Linked DNA regions of Homo sapiens: region 1 is linked to region 2. A link is a loop called in an ENCODE intact Hi-C map of the cell type or tissue named here. Cell type or tissue: OCI-LY7. All regions are shown on one strand. Each heading gives the region's core, and the rest is flanking DNA. Links, peaks and the distances in the headings are about the cores only.

The links. A loop is a pair of places that touch in the nucleus more often than their neighbours do. Peaks named below come from ENCODE experiments on the same cell type or tissue, not always from the same donor. Only the 100,000 strongest peaks of a DNase experiment are listed, where the experiment ranks them.
Region 1: a loop joins it to region 2, with 2.1 times the contacts of the local background. A loop is called at or near these places in 8 of 110 quality-filtered maps.

The regions. Positions count from the first base shown.
Region 1 is chr15:52,602,463-52,614,328 of GRCh38, forward strand. It overlaps ATOSA (atos homolog A), which reads right to left. Exons shown (of 13, transcript NM_001385016.1): 3 at 11,211-11,395; 4 at 9,113-9,315; 5 at 8,668-8,793; 6 at 6,106-7,921; 7 at 2,671-2,784. Among named protein-coding and RNA genes, the nearest start is that of ARPP19, 39 kb to the left of the region's middle. RefSeq lists an enhancer at 9,636-10,135. In OCI-LY7, for the core only: no CTCF peak of the experiment used is centred there; no DNase peak of the experiment used is centred there.
Region 2 is chr15:52,665,852-52,677,717 of GRCh38, forward strand. All of the region lies in intron 2 of ATOSA (atos homolog A), which reads right to left. Among named protein-coding and RNA genes, the nearest start is that of ATOSA, 7.6 kb to the right of the region's middle. RefSeq lists enhancers at 2,050-2,129, 5,741-6,242. In OCI-LY7, for the core only: no CTCF peak of the experiment used is centred there; no DNase peak of the experiment used is centred there; H3K4me3 peaks cover 2,073 bases; H3K27ac peaks cover 1,003 bases.

The sequences.
Region 1 (11,866 bases), core at 1,439-9,438, 64 kb before region 2:
CTTCAGTAAGACGTATTTGCTATAAAAATAAATCCTCACTGCCCTGGGTTATAGATGTGGGATAGTTTCATGTTTCCCCTACTAATACTAGATGGATTTCATGGGTTCCAATTTAGTTTTTATGGCTATTTCTTAGCTAGACATCTCTGAATCTCATAGGTAGTATAAATTCAGAACCCCTACCATGTGTGGCTTAGATTTAGGTACAATTTCTTTCAGGTGCTTCTTTTTCTCCCATGTACTACTCCACCCGAGTAAATAGATGGATACATTTTCCCCCTCTCTCATTTATAGAAGGCCAGTCTTCCCTGTGCCTGGCTTTATGAAGAATCTGGTCTCAGATAAGATTGTTACAGACTTGCAGCCTTGATTCCTGTTCTCAGCAGGGGAACTGAACCCTAGTGCTATTTTAGGTTCAAATATCCTAGCGGACCAAAATTTGCCCCAGGTTACACCTTGGGAATTTTTCTTTCTTGCTCTTACATAACATTATGCATTTGGAAGTTATACTTCTTCCAGAATCTCTGTGTGGGGGAAGGGGCAAATGTCTTCCTGTATTGACTTAGTCTACCATATTGACCAGAAGTCTGTGGTGCTTTTTACACCAGCAAGACGCTGAAAATTTCTTCCCTGATCACTTGGGCATTTTAAATCACCTCTTAGGTAGGTCAAACATTTGGAGTTTTTATTTTAAAATGGACAAAAAAAATCTGAACAGACGTTTCTCAAAAGACAATATGCAAATGGCCAACAGATATATGAAAAAATGCTCAACACCACTAATCAGAGAAATGCAAATTAAAACCATAATGAGATGTTGTCTCACTCCAGTTACAATGACTTCTATCCAAAAGACAGGCAATAACGGATGCTGGCAACGATGGAACAAAAGGGAAACCCTCATACACTGTTAGTGGGAATGTAAATTAGTACAGCTACTGTGGAGAAGACTATGGAAGTTCCTCAAAAAACTAAAAATAGAACTACTATATGACCCAGCAATCCCACTGCTGGGCATATATCTTAAGGAAAAAAAAGGGAAATTAGTATATTAAAGAGATAGCTGCACTCCAATGTTTAGTGCAGCACCATTTGCAACAGCCAAGATATGGAAGCAACCTAAGTGTCCATCAATAGATGAATGAAGAAAATGTAGTATATACACAATGGAATATTATTCAGCCATAAGAGGAATGAAATCCTGTCATTTGCAACAATATGAATGAAACTGAAGGACATTATGCTAAGTGAAATAGGCCAGGCAAGAAAGACAAATATTCCATGTTCTCACTCATATGGGGGAGCTTAACAAACACATTTGAACTAATGAAGATAAAGGGTATAAGGATGGTTGCCAGAGGCTTGGAAGAGTTGTGAGGAGGGAGGGATAAAGTGGGAATGGTTAATGGGTTCAAAAACACTGTTGGACACAATGAATAAGATCTAGTATTTGGTAGCAAAACAGGGTGACTAAAGTTAACAATAATTTATCGTATATTTAAAAGTAAGAGTGAAATAGGAAGGTTCCTAACACAAAGAAATGATAAAGCCTTGAAGTGATAGATAATCCATTTACTCCGATTTGATTATTACACATTGTATGCCTGTATCAAAACATCACACGTACCCTGTAAATATATACAACTATTATGTACCCATAAGAATTTGAAAAAACATGGCCGGGCGCCGTGGCCCACGCCTGTAATCCCAGCACTTTGGGAGGCGGAGGCGGGCGGATCACGAGGTCAAGAGATCGAGAACATCCTGGCTAACACGGTGAAACCCCGTCTCTACTAAAAATACAAAAAACAACAAAATCCATTTGGAATTTTTTAAAGTTGTTTGGACTTCAACTTTTCTAAAATAGAAGACTGAGCTCCAAGTTATACATTTAAATTCTACATCTATTGTTCAATAATTATTTTTTGAACATACGCGAGATACTGTATTCTTTTAGTTACTAAAAAACACATACAACTAAAAATACGTTTGTGGCAAATTACACGGATTTTTAGTTCTGCTATACAATTTACTGCTTGCCTCAAGTTTAACTGAAATGGTAGCCATACCAACTAACTACTGACTGCTTACATGCAAGAGGGATGATACTAACCATCCTCACAACACTAAGGTAGACATTATCATCCTGATTTACATATGAGGAAACTGAGACTCCAAGAGATTGTGTTGCATAACTAGGGGGAATTCAGTGTGACTCCAAAGTGATGCTTTTAACCACTGCACTCAGATCTCTAAATCTATTAGTAATTGAGGAGTGGAGAGATTTATATGTCTCAAGATGATTAAGTGAAGGGATTCCAAATCAAAAACAGCAATAGTTTTAACTTGCAGATGACCCAGTTAGTGGTATCAGTAAGACACAAATCCACTTGATGGTTTTTGTTTTTTTCACATCTAGTAACAGTTACAATTTGAGGCAAAAGAATTTCAGATAAATTTTATAACTAATAAATTTCATTTTTATTCACATTTTTGTCTTTTCCTGTATTATCACATAGCTGTAAAATGTGTTATCAAAAAATAAAATGTTTCCTTACTGGAAATTTAAAGATATTTAAATTTTTTTCAATTAAAATTTGAATGAAATTATTTGTAAACCTTTCAGATGTATGTAAGTTCTAAGCATGAGATAAGAAAAAAAATGCTTACAGGGCTTGAAAGAAGAGGCAATCCAGTTTGAGGATGAAAGGCTCTGGTTGAAGTTCCATCCAAGGAATGAAAATTATGTTTTCGCCACACATTTGAATGTTTCAGTGTAGTCCTCTGTTAGGAAAATAATTAGATGTTAATTGTAATATTTAAATACCATTTAAAGAACTTGGACAGTGTTTTTGTTTTTAGACTCATTCCTAATACATTCTGAGGTATTGCTGGTGAAGCTGGTGATATACAGGTGGGATATCCCTTATCCAAAATACTTGGGGACTAGAAGTGTTTAGAAGTTTGGATTTTTTTTCTGATTTTGGAGTATTTGCATCATATATACTTTACTGGTTAATCACCCCAAATGCAAAAATCCCAAATCTGAAACATTCCGATGAAAATTTCCTTTGAGCACCTTGTCAGCAATCAAAAAGTTTGGGATTTTCGAACATTTCAAATTTGGGATGCTCAAACTGTGTATCTACATCTTATGTTTACACACAATATATATATACCAATTGGAAAACAATGTCTAAAATGGTTACTGTAATATGCTGAATAAATTAAGTTCTAAAGAAAACATGTCCAAATGTAAATGCTTTATATGGTCATATTTGTTCAGAATTTATCATCTAGCAAACTAATACCTGATTATTTCAATTTGTGAAAAAACTACTATGGTAGTCCCCTCTTATTCTCAGGGGATATATTCCATGAACCCCAGTGGATGCCTGAAACCACGTGTAGTACAAAACAATATATATATTTTTTCCTATACATACCTATCCTAAAGTTTAATTTATAAATTAGGTACAATAAGAGATTAATGATAATAATAAAATACAATTATAATAATATGCCATAATAAAAGTTATGTGAATGTAGTCTTTCTCTCTTTCAAAGTATCTTATTGTACTGTACTCACCTATTTTGTGACCTGGTTGACCATGAGTAACTGAAACCATGGAAAGGAAACCGTGGATAAGGGGCGACTACTGTACTCACAGGAAAAATTCATATAATATTGTAAAATATAAAACTATGTCAATATTAAGAACCATTTTCAGATGATATAATTTGGTGGAACATGATACAGAAATATAAGAAACACTGTAAATTAAAAATTATATATAATGCAGTCACAGCACTATGTTTTTGACGTGATACAAGAAACAGGCTAATTCTTAAGGACTGGAGAAGTTTATACCCAAAGATCAGAAATTCATAAAAATTACATGAATAAAAATTATAAAAGACTATTCTGGGTCTTGGCTCTACCATTTATTAGCTTTGTGACCCTGGCAAGTTTTATAGTTTCCCTAGCTCAAGGTCCTCATTTGTAAACTGGAGTTAGTAAAAGCACCTACCTTCATATCAAAGTGAGAGGGATTAAGTAAGCCAACATGTGTAAAATATTCAGAAGGGGCACACAGTAAATTGTTTATTACATTTAAAACAGGTACATGAAAAAAATGAACCTTAGTGGGCTTGAAAAATATCACGGCCAGATTTAAGCCTCCCTATTAGATAACAGAAAAGATCATAAGAACCGAACATTCTTAAGGCCAGTGTAGGTTTTTGTGACAATTATACTTTTAGAAAATTGGAAACTACCATTTGATTAAACCCCATGTTAGAGCGAGATCTTCTGAAGAAAAATATAAACTGGAAACATGGCAAAATTTTAAAACTCTGTCCAGGAAAGCTAATTTGAGTGATAAAGAAGACAAACTTAGGTCATTTAGACTTGGATCAAGGTACTTCAGAAGAAATTTTCCATATAATTGAGATACTGCTTGGAAAAGTAAAGGAAAGTGAAGCCTAATGATTTTTAGAAATTAAAAGGTGGTTTGGTAGGAAATCAAATGAAATGAAAATAACTTAAAATATCTTTTATGTATATAGTACATTAAGGTCTACAAAATATTTATAAATTGTTTGATTATCACCACTCTAAGATAGGCAAAAGAGATTAATCATGAGTCTTGTAAAATTGAGGAAACAGGTTTTTATAAGTAATACGACTTATTTACGGTCACTTAAGGCCTAAACTATGAAGCCAGGACTAGAACTCAGGTGTTTTGACCAGTAACTTGGTGGTTTCCCTATAGACACTTTGAAAGTCATTAACTGACCAATGGCATAGCACAATGGGCACACCGCTAATATTGGGTCTGACCTGCTAACAAATAATACATTAAGCTAATACAAATTTGATTTCTGACTGTTTTTGCTCTAAGAATTGTTTATAAGTACTGAAATAAACAAAAAAGGGCAACAGGAGGAATTAATTCATTTTCTAAACAAGAGGAATGAACCAAGGACTTGTACAGTCCACAAATTTGTCCTTGATTATTGTGAGGTAGTAGAAAGGAGCCTGGATTAGGAGTCAAGAGACTGGGGTGGGGGCGCCAGTTGAATCACTAAGGACTTTGTACAGCTACTGGTATGTCATTCTCTTTGAGTCCTAGTTTCCTCATAACTGTCCTACCTGTCCCATATGGTGAAGTATCAAAAAGAACCAAGTACCCTATTAGGTTGGTGCAAAAGTAACTGAGGTTTGCCATTACTTTCAATGGCAAAAACTTCAACTACTTTTGCAGAAACCTAATATGTAATATAACTGAACGTTATATACAAGCAATATACAAAATCCAAGTAGTATTTTATAAATATTATATAGTATTCATTCTCTTGAAATTACAAATCAAATATTAAAAAGCTGAGTGCTTCTGTTTTGGTTGGTTGGTTTTTTTCTGTTTCTGTTTTTTTGAAACAGGGTCTCACTCTGTTGCCCACACTGGAATGCAGTGGCACAATCATAGTTCACTGCAACCTTCAACTCCTGGGCTCAAGTGATTCCCCCACCTCAGCCTCCCAAACAGTTGGGCCTACAGGCATGTACCACCATGCCTGGCCAATTTTTATTTATTTATTTTTTTTTGTAGAGACAGAGTCTCACTATGTTGCCCAGGCTAGTCTCCAACTCCTGAGCTCAAGTGATCCTTCTGCCTTGGCCTCCCAAAGTGTTGCAATTATAGGCTGTGAGCCATTGTGCCTGGCCTGGGTGCTTCTGACTAGAAGAAAAAGAGGCCTTTAAGATGGGGGAGCAGGGGGAGAACAGAGCTAAAAGACCTAAATAATAGACCTAACATGTCATGAAAACAATTACTGTCCTATTAACAGTTTTTTAAAAAGGTACCACTTCCTATTTTTTAAACAGCATGATCTTTATTTCCTCCATTTACTTAGCATTTGTTCTTAGGAGAGTGGGTTATTTGCAAGGATGTTAATACTAGTTCTGTAGGTTTATTATTCTATCAGACTGTGTGTCCTATAGATAATGGAACCTTGGGCCTTTATAACCAGATCTCCTGTGAACAAAATTTAAACCATAACAAATATTTGAGACTTACATTTGACATATTAGATGTTACTTACCAATACCTCTGTATTTTTTGGTTGCTCACATGTAGACAAACAGTCTTTTATACTTCTTCTCTGAGAATAGTTTTGGGATTTTTCATTAGTTGGATCTTCTTGCTTATCTTGTTCATTTTTTAATTGGTCTGACTTTTTACATTTGAAACCTTCATTATCTTTATTGAGATAATTCTCTATGCTATTAAGTTGAGTATTTTGCTCACATGTCTTAGGCCTTTTTGAGTCTTTATTTGAGGACATGCTTTCATATTTGTTCAAATATTCAGACATTTCCAACACAGTAACTTTTATTTTTGAGTCATTTTTTTTGGAATCATCAGACTGAAGATTGCCAAAGAATTTTGGATTATAGTTCTCATTTATTATTTTTTCCTTATACTTATTTGTACAAATCTGTTTGTCAATAGTGGTGCAATTTGAATACTGTTTATCAATTCCATTGCTCATTTCTTGCTCCTTGAATCTGCTTGTCAAATCTAAGTTATTTTCTTTGTGCTGAGACAAAATTGAGGAAGTTGATAAACTAGAACTTTTGTTCTGTGTCTCCTGATACGTACTTTGGATGATTTCACTAGGATTGTTCTGACACTGATTTCTTGTTTGATGTTTCAAAGAACACTTTTCTTTACTATTATTTTTAAAAGAAGTAAAACATTTATTAGGTACTAAGTTTTTCCCATCACTGATGTCTCCTAACAAGGAACATTTTGTGTGAGAAATGGAAACTGAGGACTCATCCTTATTTTTCTTCAACAAATTTTTGTCTTCATATGAACTCCTAAACACTTTAGATGCAACCGAACTGGAGTCATGCATGTTGAATGACTGCCGGGGGATATGTGATGCTGTTGGATCAATGTGCTCCAAGTGTTGAGCAATCCTTGCAATAACATCTTGCCGCTCCTGGAGTAAAGAGCCTATCAAAGGATTAGTCTCTCCAACAGGCATATGAGAATAAAAGTCATTAGAAATACAAGTTTCACTTCGAGGAGTTTCTGGTTTTAGTCGAATTTTCCCCTCATTGGTGTCTTCTGGGGAACTAAACTCTGGACTACCAAAAGTCATGGAGAAAGCTTCTTTACCTTTTCCCACGTTCTCATTTTCTTGTGAAACCCGGAAAAGTTTTGAATGGAGTGAACTAGACTCTTGAGTATTAAATGGACGTCCAGAAACATGTGAAGTGCTTGGATCACAATGAATCAAATGTTGGGCAATTCTTGCAATGATTTCTTGCCGCTCCTGAATTAAAGAGCCTATTAAAGGGTTAGTCTCACCAGCTGACTGCCAGAAACTCTGGCGGTTAGAGATACTGGAATCAACCATTGAAAATGATTTTAAAGTTCTCACTGATGTTTCTTGTGATTTTATATCACCTATACCACTAAAGCCTAGAATATTGGCTTGAGATGTCCCATGGTCAGATTTACTGCCAGTGCCTGGATATAGTTTGATATTTTTGACAGCTGCAGTATATTCTGGACTTGGGCCACTTTTTGCATGTAACACACTTTCAGGTGCCATGGTCCAAGTTTGTTTGCTACACAGACGCTGTGAACTGTTTGTACCACATTGTTCTGCTTCATTTGGGTTATGGTGCTGATGAGTTTTAAGTTTATGTTGTTGAATTCTTTTCTCATAAAGGCCAATATTAGTGTGAATACTGCACGTCAAAACTGGATAATTAGATTGTCTGGGCAAGGACTGAACACTGACTTTCAAGGCAACATTGTGAGAAACATTGGGAACAGGAAACACATGCTCAATTGGAGTCTGTGAAAAATTCCACTGTAGGTCTACATCAGCAGCACTGATTCTAGAATCACACAGAAAAATACTGTATTATTGGATTATAAAGGTTAGATCCTTATTATTGTATATTATTTTAAATGTAAAGCAGTCATACACTTATTTTTGTTTGCGTTAATTACCACTGAGGTTTACTTTTAGCCACTTTACCATGCATATAATTCTGATAAAACCAATGTAAGTGATATAATAGCTTATGCTTGGAAGAGATGATCTTTTTAAGAACACCAGATCACTTAAGCATTAAAGCTCAAGAATATTATAACTTAAAAATATTTGTTAAAACAGAAAAAAGGACTTTGTAATTGCTAGCACATAAATGGATTCAGCTAATTCCATTGTGCAAGGTGATTAAGAGACACCCTATCTCATGGCCATCTGCCTAAAAAGCCAGTTAGCTGTTTAGCAGCCTATATGTTTACATTATCCAAGATGCCAAAAATTAAGTCAAACATAAAAATTCAGCAGCTCAGAAAACTTTTCTACTTTATAATAGCAGCATTAAGTCCATTGGTTCTCTAAAGTAAGCTTAAAAGTTCTCTTGATATTATTCATACCAAATTTAATACAACAAACAAAATTCATATTGAGTCAATCCAAATCTCTCTAACTTGTTTTGAAAAACCTCAGTAAATTTTATCCACTTACATTTAGAATTGCAGGAAATAATCTATTTAAAAGGTAAAATGCCATTCGGTTGCTAACCAAGGTGGCTGAATACGCACTGTCCTTTTTTTTTGGCCCTAGACATACCTGTAGAGAATATTTCGTGGAATAGCACCATGAGAAACACTCAGCCATGCACTTAACTGAGAAAAAAACACAAATGAGCGGACAGCCAACAGAAGCGTCTTCTCTTCAATAAATCGGTCACCATTCCTAAGGAAGTAACAAAGCATAATTTAAATGTAGGCAAGTACAAAATGACTGAATTTTAGAATGGCAGAAGCTGAGATCCATAAACTTATCACTCAGGATTTGTGCTTTGAAGAGCATAGGAATACACTTACGATGTCACTTGAAGTCACAATTACTAAATGCAAGTACTATATTTACTCATTTTAGTGCCAAATATAAATACTATCTCAATTTTATTACATAGAGGAATTCAAAGACATGATACATTAAAATAATTTATAAGAAGTAATGGAAAACTTGATTTACCAAGAACAACTTTGAACTACGTTCAACAACTTACTGTCGAGGAACTGGCTCCAAGATCCATCTTTCTAATAATAATGCATCTTGCTTAATCGCAGGATCATTTAGATCAATTCCCTCTGTGGTGGGCCCATCATCGCTGTAGCAGCAGTCTGGTAGTAGCATCATTTCCACCATGATTGGAAGGTTATTCTTCCACAACAATGTGACCTCAGACCTAGTTCGTCTGGCTTGGCGGCACTTAGAGAAAATGAATATAAGCAAAATGTCTCAAAAACCCACCTAATTTTGTGTTTAAAATAGAAAATTATCATTGTAAAGTAGACATCTGTGTGAGAAATGAGTCAGCTATTGCAGAGCTTTGCTCAGAATTGGCTATCTAGGTTTCCTCATTTAATAACGGATCTATGCTTAGTGAGCTCTAGAGTGCAAGGATTAGTAATGAACATTTATTTTATTTTTTTTGCGACTGAGACTTGCTCTGTCGCCCAGGCTGGAGGGCAGTGGTGCAGTCTCGGCTCACTGCAACCTCTGCCTCCTAGGTTCAAGCGATTCTCCTGCCTCAGCCTCTCAAGTAGCTGGGATTACAGGTGCCCGCCAGCACGCCAGACTAATTTTTATACTTTTAGTAGAGACAGGGCTTCTCCATGTTGGCCAGGCTGATCTCAAACTCCTAACCTCAGGTGATCTGCCCACCTTGGCCTCACAAAGTGCTGGGATTACAGGAATGAGCCACAGTGCCCCTGCTGTATTGAACATTTATAATGCAAATTTTCTTGAGGAGTGTATCTTTGCTCTACCTTGTGGAAAAAGAACTGCTACATCCAATGTCTGACAGGCCTCTGAGTTGGCCCAGCCTTGCCTACTTTATTAATTTCATCATTTCACAGGAAAGATTACTTCTTAAATCCGAACACCAAAATATTAAAAACTCATTTTCATTAAACGCTCAAAATAAACAAGATCTTTTTTTTTTTTTTTTTTGAGATGGAGTCTCACTCTTGTCTCCCAGGCTGGAGTGTAATGGCACCATCTTGGCTCACTGCAACCTCTGCCTCCTGGGTTCAAGCGAATCTCCTGCCTCAGCCTCCCGAGTAGCTGAGATTACAGGCACCCACCACCACACCCAGCGAAGTTTTGTATTTTTAGTAGAGATGAGGTTTCACTGTGTTGGCCAGGCTGGTCTTGAACTCCTGACCTCGTGATGCACCCTCCTCAGCTTCCCAAAATGCTGGGATTACAGGCGTGAACCACTGCGCCCAGCCTCAAAATAGACACGATTTTTAGAGTTTACAATTTTGGATCACATTTGAGAAACTAATAAGTGGGAGAAAAATTCTTAAAGCAAATTATATGCTACTACACCAAAATATTTTGAACAATGTTACACAAAAACATTAACAAAAAATATCTTCCCATTTAAAAAAAAAAAGGAATACAAAAGGGAAATTGGTTAATGCAGGGAAAATAATCATAACAACATCAATTTACCAAATGAATAACAACACAAAGTGGATGAGCCAGGGCTGAGATTCTCAAAATAAAGCAGACGGGGCGTCCTGGCTCATGCCTGTAATCCCAGCACTTTGGGAGGCTGAGGAGGGCGGATCATGAGGTCAGGAGTTCAAGACCAGTCTGGCCAATATGACAAAACACCGCCTCTACTAAAAATACAAAAATTAGCCTGGTGTGGTGGCACGCACCTGTAGTCCTAGCTACTCAGGAGGCTGAGACAGAAGAATTGCTTGAACCCGGGAGGTGGAGGTTGCAGTGAGCCAAGATCGCGCCACTGCACTCCAGCCTGGGCAACAGAGCGAGACTCCGTCTCAAATATATAAATAAATAAAGTAAAATCCAACAGCAGAGATAGTCTTAAATCTAGCTTATGAGACAGCAGGTATGAAATTGGGTGCCCACTTCCCCACTGATCAGCAGAGTTACCTGCAATGCCTTCAAGAGCCTCATTTGAGAGCCAAGGTTATTAGCTATGGTCCAGGATTTGGATTTTTTCCCTTTATGATTATGATCAATTTTACATTGAAATATGACAATTATAACTGTAATAAAATAAAGGTGATGATGAACATAAACTAGTTTATATAAAAGATACAAAGCATTCAACACAAGATTCTCACCTGGGCCAGCTTGTCACTACATTCATGTTTGGTAGTTACTGGGTAACAAGACTGTGCTGGAGGGCAATGAAAGCTTTCTGTTCGACCTTTTACAGAACATTCAGGTGTTCGTCCTTCTGTTATCAGCAAGGCCAAAGAGACCAAGAACTCCTCTGCATCATATTCAAAATATTCATCCAGAGTATCTGATATAAAAAAGGGGCAAAGGGTCCTCAATTTAATGTACTCTTAGTAAGAACTCATCTGGTCTGCCTAAAATAACTAATGTCACATTACACATTATTCATTTAACATAGAGTGAAAATAATAAAAATGAGAATCAAAATATACTAAACTTTTGATTCACAAACTACAGAAGTGAGGAGATGATGGATAATTCCAAATTCTAGTTGAACTGGTATATTAATTATAATTGTAATATAATTAATAATAATAATTACTATTATTTTTGAAACAGAGTTTCATTCTTTTTGTCCAGGCTGGAGTGCAATGGCGCAATCTCGGCTCACTGCAACCTCCGCCTCCTGGGTTCAAGCGATTCTCCTGCCTCAGCCTCCCAAGTAGCTGGGATTACAGGCATGTGCCACCACGCATGGCTATTTTTTGTATTTTTAGTAGAGAAGGGGTTTTGCCATGTTGGTCAGGCTGGTCTCGAA
Region 2 (11,866 bases), core at 2,001-10,000:
AGGCATGCAAAAGTTAGCTATACGACCATTAAATATACCATAAGGGAAGAATATTTAATGACATGAAAATATACAAATTACATTAGGTAAAAAAAGTTTCCTAAACAGTATATATGGTTTAATTAAAAAATATACTATTAATATGTACGTACATTTACAGACTAGAAGGAAAAACACACACCCCGCCCTGGCACCCAAAACATGAACTGTCTAATCACAGAATAGGAGCATTACTATTGGGTATTTTCTCCTTTTCTTTTAGCTTATCTAAATTTTGTACTTCTTTGACAGACTCATATTACTAGTGTAATTTTTAAGAGGATAGAAGAAAAATTCCCTACTATTTCATAAGACTTTGAAGGATGTTAATGTCTTAGTTTAGGGAACCAATATATCTGAGGCCATGATTCCTCAAACTACAAACACTACATTAGCAAGAGACATTTCCAAAGGAGTCAAGAATTTTTCTAGTTGCCCCCCAGACTCACACACAGTACCCTGCTGACTTATTCATCTGTATGTTTCCAGAACCTCGCACAATACCTGATAAGTAAACATAAATGCTTAGAGAATGAACAACTACTTATATTTACATAGCACTCTATCTTGTATATAGGGAGTTCATGTATAACATCTCATTTGATCCCCCAATAACCTTGTGAAGTGGGCATAAACATTTCCATTTAGAAGCAAAAAACTTGACACTGGAGAATTAGATCTTAGGGTTACTAAACTAACAAATCTCAGAAAAGAGAATGCATAACGTTGTCAAGTAATAAGTTTTATGCTACACCACAAAGATATTAAAATGCATGCCAAGTGTTCATTCAACACTAAACATTTATTGAAGAGCCACTAAATGCCAGGTACCTGTCTGTGTATGGGGAAATGCAGCAGTGAACAAATGCCACTAAATCCCTTCCCTGCCCTCATGAAGCTTATATTCCTGTTGGGGAGAGGGGAAAAGAAATAAACACAGAATACCAGATTAAACAATGTAAGGACTATGAAGAGAGTAACGCAGAGTAAAGGGAGAATGAATTAGCTGTACTCTTTGAAGGATGGTCCGAGAAGGCTTCTTTGATGGCAGAAAGCCAAGTTAAAAAAAAAAAAGAGCCAGGAGACTTATATTCTGAGCGAAGATATCAAATATAAAGGCCCCAAAGTGTCAAATGTGCTTGTAGTGACTGAAGAATAACAGGACTAATATGGCTAGACTGCAGGGAACCTTGGAAATCACCAGGAAATGAGGTCAGTCAGCCTGAGACTTTAGGTTTAAAAATATAATTGTTTAATGTGTTATCAATGGAATAAAATCTGGGATTTCAACAATATTCACTTTTCTCTTTAATCCATTTTGCCTAAATACTTAAAAGCTAGAGGAAAAATCTACTAAAATATTAATTAGCTGTTCTATTTACATGATCTAATTTTTTATCATATTCTTATGGCATACTCCAAAACTTTTGTAAATGTTGTCTAACATCAGGGTCTAACTCCATTTCTGTAAAAGGAAGCAATGTACAACTTTAAAAGGCAATGTGACTAAAGATGTTATTGGAACAACTAGGAAAATATGAGTATAAACTGTATATTAGATATTAGTACTATGTAAGTATTAGATTGAATGCAGTAACTGTATTGCAGGTATACAGAAGAATACTTTTATTTTTAGAAGACACATGCAGTGGTATGGCCGTAAATGTTTAACGGCTGGCTCAGAGAGGAAAAAAGGCCTTGGTTTGTAGCACTGCCAATTTCCATGGTATAAATACCATTACCATGGCTGATTTCAAGTAACCAACTAGGTGAAGAGTTGAAATGAAATATACACAATCGGCTTTTGCAAGCCAGTACCTGCCAGCTGTAGCATACTGCTGGATACATGTTGTATCTGGGGCTGAAGTGTCAAGACATCTGCAACTTACACAAGTGGCCAACAGGTATATGAAAACATGTTCAACATTACTAATAACCAGAGAAATGCAAATCAAAACCACAATGAGATAAAACCTTACTCCGGTTAGAATGGCTGGAGACAAAAGAAAGACAAAAGAAAACAAGTGTTGGCAAGGATGTGGAGAAAAGGGAACAGTTACACATGGTTGAGACTGTAAGTTATTACAGCCATTACGGAAAACAGTATAGACATTCCTCAAAATATCAGAGACAGAACTACCATATCATCCAGCAGTTCCGCTACTGGGCATATATACCCAAAGGAAATGAAATCAGCATGTTGAAGAGATATCTGTACTCCCATATTTATTGCAGTATTATTCACAATAGCCAAGATATGGAATCAATCTGTGTCCATAAAGAAAATGTGGTACACACACGTGCGCACACACATAATGGAATACTATAGAGCCACAAAAGGAATAAAATACTGTCATTTGCAACAACATAAATGAACCTGGAGGACATCGTGTTCAGTAAAATCAGCCAGACACAGAAAGACACATACTGCATGATCTCACTTATGTGGAATCTTAAAAAAAAGCTGTTATCATAGAAGTAGCGAGTAGAACAGTGGTTTCCAGAAACTGGGTAAGGGGAAGGAGAGAATAGGAAGAGGTTGATCAACAGATACAAAATTACAGTTAGATAGGAGGAATAAATTCTGGTGTTCTACTGCATAGTAGGATGACTAAGGATAACCCTAAAGTATTATATATTATAAAATAGCTAGAAGAGGCTTTTGAATGTTCCCACCCACAAGGAAATCATAAGTGCATGAGGTGAAAGATATGCTAAATACCCTGATTTAATTATTTACACAACATATATATGTATTGGAACATCATACTGGACTTCATAAATATATACAATTGCAATGTGTCAACTGAAAAAAGTACCAGTTTGAAATAAACAAAAAGGCTTTGCATTAAAAATAGAAAAAAACAGACAACAAAACTCCATGTCTATCTAGCCCACCCACCCATCCCACCTACTTATATGGAGATAAAACAAAAGTTGTAAAATGGTCACAATTAATCTATGAAAAGGTAAATGGATGTTAATTGTAGTATTTCAACTTTTCTGTGGGTTTGAAATTTTTTTTTTTTTTTTGAGACGGAGACTCACTCTGTCACCCAGGCTTGAGTGCAGTGGTGCAATCTCGGCTCACTGCAAGCTCCGCCTCCCCGGTTCACGCCATTCTCCTGCCTCACTGTCCTGCCTCAGTCCTAGAGTAGCTGAGATTACAGGCGCCTGCCACCACACCCAGCTAATTTTTTTGTATTTTTTTAGTAGAGATGGGGTTTCACCATTGTTAGCCAGGATGGTCTCGATCTCCTGATCTTGTGATCCGCCCACCTCAGCCTTCCAAAGTGCTGGGATTACAGGCGTGAGCCACCGCGCCTGGCCTGAAATTTTTAATTATAATAATTGTAGAGCAAGCAAAGTAGGGTAACTTAGAGAAATCCTATGGTTAGTTCTTTCATAAAATGAATAATTTTTTGTATATCAGCATCCTTCTGTCAAACACACCAAATATGATATAGACCTTTAAAGTTATTTTAAGACCAAAATAAACAAAAAGAAGTTTGCCAATATCAAGGGCTAAAATTATACATTCTCTTACTGTTATAAATTTAAGTAGAAATGGCCAATGATCTCTCTCACAAACCATGATCTCTCTTCACAAAAGAAAATTGCTAATTTGATGAAAAATGTAAATGCACTTTCTAGATGTTAGGATAAAGTTTTACAAATAGCCTAATTTCAGATACTGACGCTAAATTAATTCCATTCAGGAATATACATTTGGTTAAGTGGGAAACCAAAATATGAAAACTTTAAATATTGTTTATTCCCAAATACAGATTGGTCATGTTCCCAAAGGGGATATGTTTAAGTCTGACCATTATTTAGGCTTAAATATTACTGACAAGCAATATGAGTTATGATTAGATTCCCAGAAGAGTCTACCAAAGGTTTCTTAACCTATAATGGCCATCTTGCAGCATCATGGAACAAATCTAAATTCTGGGTCATGGAAGCAGAAGGGCCATGCTCCAAGCACTGAATCAATCCTAGGTAATACTCTGAAACAAAGAAAAAAGCAGTTTTGGGCAACATCTCACCACTCTATTTTCCATCAGCCTCTTTCTAGTTCCCACCTCTGCCTCACTCTCTGCCCTGATGCTGCTCTAAACTGTTCATTAGGGTCTACTATCACCCAGAAATAGTGGGCTGTGTTCCAATTTGCCTACTTTCCCTCTCCATTGCATTTGCATTAAAGATTGGGTAGTTCAATGCTGGTTTTGACTTTTTTCTATGTTATTGTATATTTCAGAAGACAAGGTTGACAGTGACATAAGTGTCCATTGATCTTTCATGCTTGTTCCAACCAGTTTTCAAAACGGAGTTCTGAAACACTCATTTCCTCAGTGCAGCTGTTCCAAGCTGTGTATTCTTGTTAGCAGAGGAAACCATTTAGCAATCCCTACCCAGTGCTAGGCGTATGTTAAGTGCCAAACCATATGTTCTCAGTTTACCTTTCCCACAAGGCTTAAGGTTGACGGTATTAGAGCAAAAAACAAAACCGTTGTTCAGAAAGGCTATGTAATTTTTTCAAGGTAATTTGGCTGGTAAGTTCCGAAGTTAGAATTTCAATCCAAATTTGATCCTAAAAGCTTAGTGTCTTAACTTTTCTTGCATTATAGTACGCTGCTAAAAGGAAACCATTTAAACTAAAATATGACCATCATTTCAACAGTCCTCGAAAAATGTATAACTAAGTATACATTTATTAATCCAAGTGAATCTCTAGTTGGTATAATTTCTGTCAGGATAGCAAGAGGAAACTAAAAGTAATAAAATCCTCATACTGTGTGAATAGCACCAACTAAGATGCAGCTGGCTGTATTTGGGAAGACCTGGCCCTTTGCACATCTATACAAATAATCCTGCCCACAGAGTAAATTAGTCCACATTTATATAGCATCTCATGGCTTACTATGTTCTTTGACATATTATCTTAGTTGAAGCTCAGAAGCAACACCCTTAGCCAGCTACATCTTACAGATAAGTAAACAGGTTTGGGACTTAATCCAAGAATGGGTCCCAAATCTAAACTCTAAATCCTTTGAGTTTTTTTTCCATTAGTCTATCCGACTTGTACTTTCTTATATTCATAAACCTGAGGTTTACCAATTTGAACATACAGACATTCTCCCTCTCTCTCAGAAACAGCAATAGGAGCAAATTCAGCACAGGGGGTGGACATCAGAGAGCTTCTAGCAAATGTCTGTGTATGAATCATTTGTTAGACGTATATAAACTGGAAACCATTGTCACTAAATGGCTTTTGCCTACTTTTAAGATATTTTATAGTGTTTTAATTCAATAAGATATGATTAATTAAGAAATATAACCTTTATTTAAGTTATGGATAGTATCCTTAACTGTATTTTCAAAAAATTAAGTATAAAATTGTGATAACAGCCTAACAGTCATTAATTCAAACCAATCCCTAAATTGGCAGAAGTTCAGCTGGTATCAGTAAAACAATCAAATATTGCTACCCAGCTGCTCCTATTCCTATCTGCTCCACAAATACTGAGACATACAAGTCATTCTTTCATTTAACAAATATGTATTAAACACCTATGCACCTACCATGTACAAGACTGCCTACTAAATGATGGGAATACAGGTGTGAATAAGAGACAAGGTTTCCGGACTCACAAAACTTAAAATCTAGCTGTAGAGACAGACAATAAACAAAAGAAATTACAAAATGTGGTCAATGCTATGAAGGAAATACAGGCTGCTCAGACAAAGAATAACAAGGGACATCTCATTTAATAAATGACAGCAATTAACATTCACTGAGCACTTTGGATAGGGTAGTGAGAGAAAACCTCTCTGAAAAAATGACGGTTAAGTTCTATAACAAAAGAACAACAAGGAGACACCAATGTGATGACTGGGGAGAAAGGCTTTTTAGGCAGAAGGAATTTCGCATACCAGATCCTAAGTGGTAATCAAAAACCTAAAAGGCAGCTAGTGGGGCTGGATATGGTAAACAAGGGGAAGAGATGAGTATCTTTTACATGGAAAGGAAAATATGAGAAAGCTCAACTCAAATTATTGCTAGGAATTGTGGTATTACACATGGGCTCTTAGGCTAATATTTTGATTATCTGCTGGCATTTTTTACCTATTCCATCCTGTTTTACTTTAATAAGAGTCTGGGCCAGGTGCAATTCCTCACACCTGTAATCCCAGCACTTTGAGAGGCTGAGCCAGGAGGGCTGCTTGAGCCCAGGAGAATGAGAACAGTCTGGGCAACATAGTGAGACCCCATTTCTCAAAAAAAAAAAAAAAAAAAAAAGACAATTAGCCAGGCATAGTGGCGTGCACCTGTAGTCCCAGCTACTCTGGAAGCTTAAGCAGGATGATCTCTTGATCCCAGGAGTTGGAGGCTACAGTGAATTATGATTGCATCACTGTACTCCAGTCTGAGTGACACAGTAAGACCCCATCCCATGAAAAAGAAAAAGAAAAAGTCTAACATGAGGAACTCTTCTGATTTTTCACCTATTTGAGCAAAGATAGAATTAACTATTAACAAATTGACTTTGGTTTACCTACTAAGAAGTACTGTTTCCAAGTACTACAATTTTGCCTTTTCATTATCCAAAAAAAAAAAAACCAGTATTGTTAGTCTGAGTTTAATATTTCCAGTTTTTAAAATCCCCAGCCTCAAAAAGGGTGAAAACATTTTCATAATTAGATCCAAAGGCGAGAAAGGCAAAAGAATATAAATATTCTTTAACAACTAATTTTTTTCTATATTTGTTCACAATGCAGAAGGCTCAGACCCCATGGGTTTCTTCAGTTCTTGAAGAGAAAATCAATTTTTAAGTCACTCTCCTTATATACACATTTGCCTTTCAGTTCTGCCTTCCAATTATCTTTTTTTTCTCATTCTTCAAAGAAATGACAGGGTTTAGTCCACTGAATCATTTCCTTCTTACTGGATGACAGGCAAAAACATAGATGGGGTATCTCTACGTCAACCCCTTTAGTATCTGAATCTCAGAAGTTGTATCAAGCCATTGATTATTTGACAGCTACTGATGCCAAGACTCATCAACATAAATGGATGAAAGAACAACAGTAGCCAGCTTTTAACTTGTGATCACACTGAATATACAAAACATGCAGCTGAATTAGCCCCCTTTTGTCTTCCTCAGCTTTCACTAACTGACTGGTTTCTTCTTTAGAAAATGTCCAAAAATAATAGCAGTTTACATTTGAATGCTAAGTGCCAGCCACTGTTTTAAGCATATTACACACATTAACTTATTTAATCCTCAAAATAACCATGAGCTGAGGTACTATTACTTTCCCTATTGTAAAGATAAAGCTGAGGCAGAGAGGACAAGCAGCTTTCCAAGATCACAATACTTACCAAATACCTGTTTGGAGTTTTCCTCAAGTATTTTTAAACCACTTTGGTCCCAAAATCTTATGGTATTTTAACATTACTTACTGCTACCAGTCAGGGAGCTTAAGAGCATATGCTCAAGTTCACTTCACATTTGAGCTTGCCCTTTTATTAGCTGTGTAACCTTGGGTAAGTTACCAAACTTCTCTATGACTCAGTTTCGTTTATCCATAAAACAGAGATGACAATAGCATCTATTTCCTTGAGTATCTGTGAGGATTAAATGAGTTATATATGTGAAGTACTTAAGACAGTGCCTGGCACATAGTATGAACAAGTATTAGCTGTTGCTACTCATACTATCATGACCACCTCTACCTGGGAATTTAGCAAAAGGCCGCTTTATTTAATCTAGTCAGTATTTCTTCTCCAACATCTGCCATTTCTTTTGTTTGATTTACATCAACTAACAATGAACTATTCTTAGCAAGCAATGCACCTAATTGCTTTGCTACATTTTTCTAGTCCTTAACACTTCTTTCCTATTTCACCTGCCCAGGAGTGAATTGTTTGAGGTTAACAGGGTTGCATTATGCTATAGTTAAGTTCATAAGCCACTGAAATTCTAAGGCTAATGTCTAAATTTGTAATATAGCCAAATGGAGGAAAAAACTAAGCACTTCTCTATTTTAACCTCAAAAACAAAAACCACAAAATAGTGTGGTGTTTTGTTTGTGGAACAGATTTTGCACTACTAGTTTTAACTTAAAGATCAACAGCCTACAATGTTTTTAAATATGAATTAAAACAGTAGATTTAAATTACTAATTTATGATTTATTTTATAGGTCTTAATCTTTCATAGCAGTTTTGATTAAGCTCAGATATTAAAAATACAAAATTAGAAATACATTTAGAACATAACCTAATATGTTTTTAATTACCTCTACACTAAGACCACATTTTATTTATTTTTAAATAGAGATAGGGTCTTGTTATGTTGCCCAGGGTGGTCTCGAACTTCTAAGCTCTAAGCAATCAACCCTCCTCGGGCTCCCAAAGTGCTGGGATCACAGGCATGAGCCACCGCAACAGGCCGTGGACCACACCTTAGACTTCTCTTGAAACACCAGGTATTCAATATACACACAGGTCTAGAACCAGGTCCAAACTTGTACATCCTTGAGTCAAAGGTGGAATAACATTAAATTTTCCAGCTGCCCAGCTCTAGTCAGCTGTTAACATCACTTAAAAATCTAATTATTCCAGAAAGCTTAGTCCACCCATGTCATCCTCTACATATAGAAGCCATAATTGTAATAGCAAATGACAATATAAATACATTATACATATACTGCAAGTATCCTTCTGTAGCTTTTATATTTTCTCAGATAACTATATATTAAAAAATTATTAATCTGCTCGAGCCTTAGCAGTTTGAACACTATCAATGCAAAACAGAACAAAATAGCATTAGGTTATTAAACATTTCATTATTTATTTACCTTTGTTGAGTATATCTTGTAATTGACCAATATATAAGCATTTGTAATGCTTATATATAAGCTTATATAACCAGTATATAAGCATTTGTAATGCTTATATATAAGCTTATATAACCAATATATAAGCATTTGTAATGTTTATTTAACATAATAAACGATATTATTTATTTAATATCTGCTATGTGCCAAGCACGGTCATATTTCATTCTAACTGTGAGAAGTTGGAATTATTCCCATTTTACAGACAAGGAAACTGAGACTCTCAGAGATTATGTGATGAAGATTAGAGAGCAAGCAAGTAATGGAACAAGTATAAAAACACAGGTCTGCTAATGACAACATCTAAGACTCATCTTTGGCAGTGTTACCCAAGTAATGTTATATTATTGCTTAAAATTAATTTTTTTTACAGTACAGTAAAATACTATCGTACAGTAAAATACTATCGACTATTGTGAAATCTATCATGCTATACCATAACATCTTATTTCAAAGTACAGTAGAAACTCCTGACCTTCAGATAATTTTTTTCTATTGGCTATCAGTTTGTTTTTATGGAGGCTGTAGGGAGCAGAATTGACCAATGCTCCCCACACCTTCCATAAAAACAGCCAATAGAAAAAGAATTAAGGCATTTTTCCTGACCCCCACCTTAAACTTTTACAGTTAGCCAACCAACTACCACACCCAATCATGTACGATAAGAGGCTATTGTATTTATTTAGAAACTTTAACTCTTTGAAGCACAGCTGTCTTTCACAAAACTATAATCTGAGTCTCTACATTAAAATCCACACTTTACTCACACTCTGAATGAGCATCTGAGAAGTTCTCCTATTTATGTTCATCTTATAGAAAACTTAGTGTTAGGCCGGGCGCGGTGGCTCACGCCTGTAATCCCAGCACACTGGGAGGCCGAGGCGGGCGGATCACGAGCTCAGGAGATCGAGACTATCCTGGCTTACACGGTGAAACCCTGTCTCTACTAAAAATACAAAAAATTAGCCGGGCGTGGAGGCGGGCGCCTGTAATCCCAGCTACCGAAGGCTGAGGCAGGAGAATGGCGTGAACCCGGGAGGCGGAGCTTGCAGTGAGCGGAGATTGCGCCACTGCACTCCAGCCTGGGCGACAGAGCGAGACTCCGTCTCAAAAAAAAAAAAGAAAAAGAAAAAAAAAGAGAGAAAACTTAGTGTTAAGTACGGTTATCTAATTATCTAGCTCAGAGACTAAAAGCAGGAAAATTAAAAGGTGACAAGGATAAATATATTAACAACAAAAACTGTTGACAGCCAGGGAACATAAAAATCAGAATAAAAAAAGATAGGCTGAGATGGTTTAAACTAGAGACAAAAAAATCTCAAACCAGAAGCGTGAACATTTTTTAAATGTCTCCACATATCATGATTACAACTAAAAATATTTTGACGTTTAAAAAGTTTCAATTATCCAGAAAATTCATTTATATAGGATAGTTCTTTGGACACCAATGTAGTTTAAAAAAAAAAATGAAGTGTAACTGTTTTCTCGTTAAGAGTTGTCCATAACTCTGCCTTTCAAATTGCAGGTCATCATGACCCATTAATTGGTGAAGAAATCAATTCAATGGGTGGTGACAGCAATTTTTCAAAACGTGAAATAGAATAGAAAATACAACATTACATTGCGCACAGTAAGGGTAAGTACGTTTGTGAAAAGCTTATTTCAATATTTCTGTACTAGTTTGCTAAGTAAAAGATTACTTACACTGGTTTTAGTAAAAGAAAAAAAAAGCCATGGGTCTAAAGGTTTATGTTATTATTATGGAATATAATCACAATACTAAACTCACAATCCCATCATCTTTACCTGAGAATGCTAAAGAAAGCTACAATTTTTAAGGTGAAAACTTCTTTGGAAATCTTGATGAATAAATTTGTTTCCCCTAAAAATCTATATCAGTACGTAACTAAACATTTTATTGTGTTTAACACTAGTTTTGGCTGCAAATACTATTTTTAAAACTGCTTATGACTGTAAAGCAACTTTTCACAACAATTCAAAATAAATAGTGACTTTGATTTTATTTGCTTGTTTATTCTGAGAATCAATTACTAACCTTGGTGCCATTTTTCCAAAGTGATTGATGTAATCTAAAAATCTAAACTTGGCATTCTACACAAGGAACCTGCTCAGGAGCAATACACTTACTAATACTTGATACATACATAGCTGCTGCCTGATTGTATGTAATAGCCAACACCTAAAACTAATTTAAATCACTAAATTAAGTATGGTTTTCTCCAATTCCTTCTGGTGCATTTCAATAGACCTATTTTACCCAGAAAATTTGTCTAATCACTTTGAAAAAATATATGGAAAAACAACCAGTTTAATATATATAAATTTTAAAATAAGCATCTAATTCGTAGGATAAATTAACATTTCCAATCCTAAAGACTTGGATTTGGAAGGAAATCTGTCATCTAGTCCAGCCCCCTACCAAATAAAATAATCCCCACTTCACAATGTTCCTTGGAATCAAACTCATATCTGACTGAAAAGCTCTCACTACTAACCACTACTATATTAACATCTTCTAAAATTGGTTCTTGCCATTAATCAGAAGACTGATAAAGAATTACCTTGAAGTCCTTGAAAAGCAGTGTATATATTATTCTTATAAATCCTGAAAATACAGGTTTAGAAAAGAAGTGACATTTACTTATCACCAGGGATTTCAGTGGCCCAAACTGTCCATATGCTGGTATATTGAATACTGGAGTACTCTGCAAACTTTTGGAGTTTGCTTAAAGCACAAAAATCAACTAATCAAAGTAGTAATAAAATAACAGTTGTCAACTCAAGCTTAAGTTTTCTCTTCATTTTATCAAGTTCACATTCAAGTTTAAAAAGCTTATGAACTTCTTGAAAGTTGAAGTTAGATTGACTACCTAAAAACGAGCAAGTACAACTCTAAAATG